Regions from separate parts of the Homo sapiens genome. Here region 2 is linked to region 1. Evidence: read pairs that join two places in POLR2A ChIA-PET (ENCODE). Cell type or tissue: endothelial cell of umbilical vein. All regions are shown on one strand. Each heading gives the region's core, and the rest is flanking DNA. Links, peaks and the distances in the headings are about the cores only. Region 1 overlaps UQCC1 (ubiquinol-cytochrome c reductase complex assembly factor 1). Region 2 overlaps PHF20 (PHD finger protein 20).

Region 1 (2,921 bases), core at 185-2,684:
ATGCCAAATAACACAGAGATAGATTTGCAAATTACCACCTTCAAACCATAGATTTTCAAGCTGAAAAAAAGCTGAAAACTTGGGGCTCATGTAGTTAGGCCTCCCCTGTCCCCACCTTTCTTTTAATACAGAAACTGAAGCACAGAAGAGGAAAGATTTGCCAGTCAGGGTGAGAACCAGGCCAGACTGGCTCTACACTGCCTATTACTTCTCCCTAGCCACGTGTCCCATTTATAGGTTGTACACACACGGAAGACTGAGATCCCCTCAAACACACACATGCACTCACACTCATCCATGCATGCACTCACAACCCAGTGATTAATATACAATTGTCTTGCCTATATAAGGCATGTCTATTTATGCCATGAGGTTAGAAAGAAGGTATCAAGTCAACTATAGCAGAAAGCAGTAATAGTAATTCCCCAACTCTTCCAAATCTCTATTATTTTAAAACCATCATCCTTTAGTTATAGTCTTTGTAACTAAACCGGAATTTGGGCACTTCTCTTCATGAAGGCAATTTAAGAGCCTGTATTGGGGGACCACCTAAAACCTTGCTATTGTCCCCTACCCCACCCTGCGTCACTAGCAACATCCGCATCACCTGGAAGCTTTTCAGAACTGTAGATTTTCTCACCCCTGTCCTGAAACTTACTGAATCAGAATCTGTATTTTAACAAGATCCTCAGGTGAACCATAGGCACATTAAAGTATGAGAAACGCTGATCTAAAACACTCCCTTATGGGGCAGCACCCTATCTACAACAATCCAAATAGAAAAAACGGCTGGATAAAATGCGATAGGGGAAAAATTCCCCAATTCCTGCAGGACTGCACTGATATACACTTGGATCAGAGACTAATAAAGCAGGTATGATTTATCTAATAAATGTTAGCTTAAAAAAGAATTCCAAAGGCTGGTATTCAATATATTCATTTATTTGACAATTATTTATTCATTTGACAATTATTCAATGTTTACTGCATAAGCAAAAAACTGAATAAGACGGTTTTCTGCTTTTATAAAACTTACAGTTAAGTAGAAGGGACACTGCATAAGAAGTAACATGGGAGAAGGCTCAAGTGTTGACAACTGTGATGAAGAGAGATGGAGGTCCAGAAGGAAATTCAACTGTGGCGAGAGGCAACTAAAAGGTTCCTGCAGTCCAGGAGTCAGCAACCTATGGCTCATTAAGCTATTCAGGATAGAGACAGCTGTGGCTCATATGGCTAGTGAGACAACTTCCAACAGAGTTTAGTCAACAATGATAAGAAGAACAGTTTCACTACAGGAAGAGCTACTGCGCAACTGCCTGGCAGTCAGCCAGGGCTTTGGCTGACCAGGAGGTATCTCTGGCCATCATTAAATAGGACTGAGACTGCCAACACCACCTTATGTCCACTGTGCACTGCTACAGAGTTGGGTGGTAAGTACTTGAGGGCATGTGGGAACATTCAGCTGGATGAATACCTTAAAGGCTGCCGATCTCACTCTGGGCAGCTGTGATATTGTGAAATATATAGTTGGTCTTCAACTCCCTTCCTGGCATACAACTCCTAAAATCTTTGGCCTTTCCAAAGTGGTGTCATTTTGTATGCTAATGATTGGTGGCTGGCGCACTTAGGTAGCTTCAGGGTAGGGGCTGGTCACTGAAAAACCAAGGGAGGATTAGAAGGTTAGGACTTTCTGTCCCATCTCCCAACCTCCAAGGAGGGCAGAGAGGCTGACTGATTTCCAATGGCCAGTGGTTTAATCAGTTGTGCCTACATAATGCAGCTTCCATAAAACCCTTAAAAGGACTGGGTTTGGGGCACTTCCAGATAGCTGAACAGGTGGAGGTTTCTGGACAGCTGCACACCAGGAAAGGTATGGAATCTCCTCACCCCTTCCCCCATCTTGTCCTATGCATCTCTTCATCTGTATCCCTTGCAATATCCTTTATAATAAACCGGTAATGTAATAAGTGTTTCCCTGAGTTCTGTGAGCCGCTCCAGCAAATTAATTGAACCAAAGAAAGGGGTGGGGAACCCCAATTTATAATCGGTTGGCCAGAAGCACAGGTAAAACAGCCTGGAGCTTGCAATTGGTGTGGCAAGTTGGGGGCAGTCTTGTGGGCAGAGCCCTCAACCTGTGGGATCTGACACTATCTCCGAGTACACAATGTTGGAATTGAATTGGGTTAGAGGACACCCACCTGGTGACCTCTCTCCAGAATTGACTGCCTGTTTGCTGTGTGGGGAGAAACTCCCACAAATGTGTCACAGAAACCTTCTGTGTAATTGTAATTGAGTGAGAGAGCTGAAAAAATACTTTTTTTCTCTATATTACACAGCAGCTACGACAGAAAGAAAGCAAAAAATGAAAAAGGAACCAAAAAGGATGATTACAAAGATAGCTCTCAGGCGAAGGATACGCATCAACTCAAAAATGGTTACTTTTCTCCTTCCTTGAAGGTAAGAAAAAATAACATAAAAAATAAAAAAGGTTACTTCTGGGGAGTTAGACTGGGGGGAAAAAAGACACTTGTTTTTTACACTCAATACTTTTTACTCTTTGATTTCTATTCTATGAGCATATGTAACTTTTATAATATGTTTATTTCTCAGTCCACAGGGAGAACTTTGCCCTGTAATGAAAGAAACCAAATTAACCCATTTCATGACCCAGTCATGGTTCTACTTTGGATGCTCCCAAGCTGGGAGGCAATGAAATGCTTCCCAGTAACAGGGAACTACAAGCTACTAAAACGTGATCTAGATACACAAAATACACAACATAAACAAAAGAAGATACTAGTGGGAGGTGAAGCCAGCTGGGCTTCTGGGTCGGGTGGATACTTGCACCAATCAGTGCTCTGTGTCTAGCTAGAGGATTGTAAATGCACCAATCAGCATTCTGTAAAAACGCACCAATCAGC
Region 2 (2,921 bases), core at 188-2,687, 530 kb after region 1:
GCACTCCAGCCTGGGCGAGAGAGCGAGACTCCGTCTCAAAAAAAAAAAAAAAAAAAAAAAAAAAATTAGCCGGGTGTGGTGGCGGGTGCCTGTAATCCCAGCTACTTGGGAGGCTGAGGCAGGAGAATTGTTTGAACTTGGGAGGCAGAGGTTGCAGTGAGCCAAGACTGTGCCACTGCCCTCCAGCCTGGGTGATAGAGTGAGACTCTGTCCTATAAAAAATAAAAATACAAAATAAAATACTATTTATTGATTTAAAAAAATACCCTCTGGAGTGAGTTGGCTCAAATGTTTAAATAAATTTAAAATAAAATAGTATCCTGTTGGCTCCAAAAAGGATTTGTGATAGCTCTAAGTAAGGCTCTTATAAACCTTTTTAAGTCGACTTTGCAAGTTAGTACATTTGGGAAGCCCCAAAATAGAACATAGTTGTCAAGATTCGGACATGACCTAGCACATGTTTTCAGACCATGAATCCTTAAAGAAGTGAAATTCTATCCTGGCAGGGACACTTTTCCCTTACTTAAAACTGTAAACTAGTAAAGGGTATTTCCTTTTATCACTACTCTAACATTCCAGTAGTCTCTCTGTAAAGTCCTTTTAGAGACATCCAGCCCTGAAATCTGTAGTAGCACAGTTATTTCTTCTTGTTGGTCTCTTGACTACAACTCTCTTAATGGTTTAATAGCCCAGGAAAAGTCAAAAAACTACTCGGAAAACACTGACAAAGACTTATCGAGGAGACGTTCCTCCAGGCTGTCCACTAATGGGACCCATGAGATCCTAGATCCTGACTTGGTTGTATCAGATTTGGTTGATACGGATCCTTTGCAAGACACGTTGTCTAGTACCAAGGAATCTGAAGAAGGTGAGTCAGTCTGTTCAGGAATTGTCTTGCCAACCTGGTTCCTATTTAGTGAGAATCAATGTAAATCATTATGTTCTGCCTTCCACAAGTATTAAATTGTCTTGAAATCAAACTATTGAATGTGCTGCAGTGTTTTTATAATGTATTGCTCTTCACTGATGATTTATTCAATAGACATACTTTCTGGATGCATTTGTGGTTGGTTTTGCTTATCTACCGTTCAGTGTTGGCCTGGAGGTACACTGTTCGAAGAGCCCTGCTTCTCTCTCTCTGCTGCCATCTCATTCGTGCCTTTGTGTTTATACTTCCAGCTATTTTTCCTTTCACTTTAACCTCTTTCTTTGAGAAGCTCACAAGCCAGCCTGTATGTATGGGAACCTGTGAATGTATGCTTTTATGTTTTAGATTAATTCCTTCCTCTAAAAAGTCCCTGGCTTTCTTAGACTGTTGTAGGACTTTTGATTTCAGAATTACATACATGTATATTTCCCCCAAACTTTCTTTTTTTCTTCTAGGTCAGTTGAAGTCTGCTTTGGAAGCTGGCCAGGTCTCATCTGCACTGACTTGCCACTCCTTTGGGGATGGATCCGGGGCTGCAGGCTTGGAGTTGAACTGCCCATCAATGGGAGAAAACACGATGAAAACAGAACCGACTTCTCCCCTTGTGGAATTACAAGAGATTTCGACTGTGGAAGGTTCATATTTAGAGTTAAATTAATCCTCTTTTTATATACACTTTTGCTTATGCTTTGTGAACTAAAAAAAAAAAAATGACTTTTCTGTTGTTGTTTTTCACCTTTTATTAATATTCCCTTATCATTTTAATGTTATGCTCCTTTCATTTCTGATTTTGATAATTTGTGTTCCCTCTCTTAGTATGACTAGGGCTTTATCTATTTTGTTTTCAAAGAACTAACTTTTTACTTCAATTTTCTCTATTGTTTATTTTTAAAAATATAATTGATTTCTGTTTTGATCTTGCTTTCTTCCTTCAATTTTTTCTAGAACTTTACCTAATTGATTTTAGATCTTTCTTCCTTTTTTTTTTCATTACCTGGTGAAAAGATCTTTCTTCCTAATATGAGTATTTAAAGTTATAAATTTCTGGCTGGGCGCGATGGCTCATGCCTGTAATCCCAGCACTTTGGGAGGCCGAGGTGGGTGGATTGCCTGAGGTGGAGAGTTCGAGACCAGCCTGGCCAGCATGGTGAAACCCCGACTCTACTAAAAATACAAAAATTAGCTGGGCATGGTGGCAGGCACCTGTAGTCCCAGCTACTCGGGAAGCTGAGGCAGGAGAATTGCTTGAACCCAGGAGGCGGAGGTTGCGGTGAGCCAAGATCATGCCATTGCACTCCAGCCTGGGCAGCAGAGCGAGACTCAGTCTAAATAAATAAATAAATAATGAAATTATACATTTCCCACTGAGAACTGCTTTAGCAGCATCCTACACATTTTGATACGTTGTGTTTTTATTTTTGTTCAATTTAATATATCTTGTGATTTATTTGTTGACCATGGGTTACTTAGAAGTATGTTGTTTCAGTTTGAAGTATTTTATGTTTTTGTAGATACCTTATTGCTATTGATTTCTAATATAGTTTTACTGTGGTCAGAGAACATACTCTGTAGGATTTCAATCTTTTTATATTTGTTGCGATTTAATTTATGGTCCAGCATATGATCTGTCCTGGTGAATGTTTCATATGCACTTGAAAAGAATGTGTATTTTACCGTTGTCATGTGTTTGTTCTGTATCTGTCAGTTAGATCAAGGTAGTTGATGGTGTTTCTCTGATAAATTGATTTTTGTGGGGTTTTTTTCCTTTTGGTCTAGTTCTGTCAATTTCTAAGAGAAGGTTGTTAGGTTGTTAAAATCTCTGTTATTGTGGATTTGTTCATTTCTCCCTTTAATTTTGTCATTTTTGCTTTGTGTATTTTGAAGATCTTTTAGATGCATACACATTTATAATTTTTTTTTTTTTTGAGACAGAATCTTGCTTTGTCACACAGGCTGGAGTGCAGTGGTTGATCTCCACTCACTTCAACCTCTG

Evidence for each region. ChIA-PET counts read pairs that join two places held together with the same protein. Peaks named below come from ENCODE experiments on the same cell type or tissue, not always from the same donor. Only the 100,000 strongest peaks of a DNase experiment are listed, where the experiment ranks them.
Region 2: POLR2A ChIA-PET joins it to region 1 with 10 read pairs; 2 of 35 experiments call an interaction of 5 or more read pairs at or near these places.

Annotation. Positions count from the first base shown.
Region 1 is chr20:35,343,189-35,346,109 of GRCh38, forward strand. All of the region lies in intron 7 of UQCC1 (ubiquinol-cytochrome c reductase complex assembly factor 1), which reads right to left. Among named protein-coding and RNA genes, the nearest start is that of FAM83C, 52 kb to the left of the region's middle. RefSeq lists a silencer at 1,118-1,412 and an enhancer at 1,118-1,412. In endothelial cell of umbilical vein, for the core only: no CTCF peak of the experiment used is centred there; a DNase peak (open chromatin) is centred at 1,273.
Region 2 is chr20:35,870,267-35,873,187 of GRCh38, forward strand. PHF20 (PHD finger protein 20) reads left to right here. Exons shown (of 18, transcript NM_016436.5): 8 at 689-868; 9 at 1,384-1,563. Among named protein-coding and RNA genes, the nearest start is that of SCAND1, 83 kb to the right of the region's middle. In endothelial cell of umbilical vein, for the core only: no CTCF peak of the experiment used is centred there; a DNase peak (open chromatin) is centred at 1,245; H3K27ac peaks cover 1,166 bases.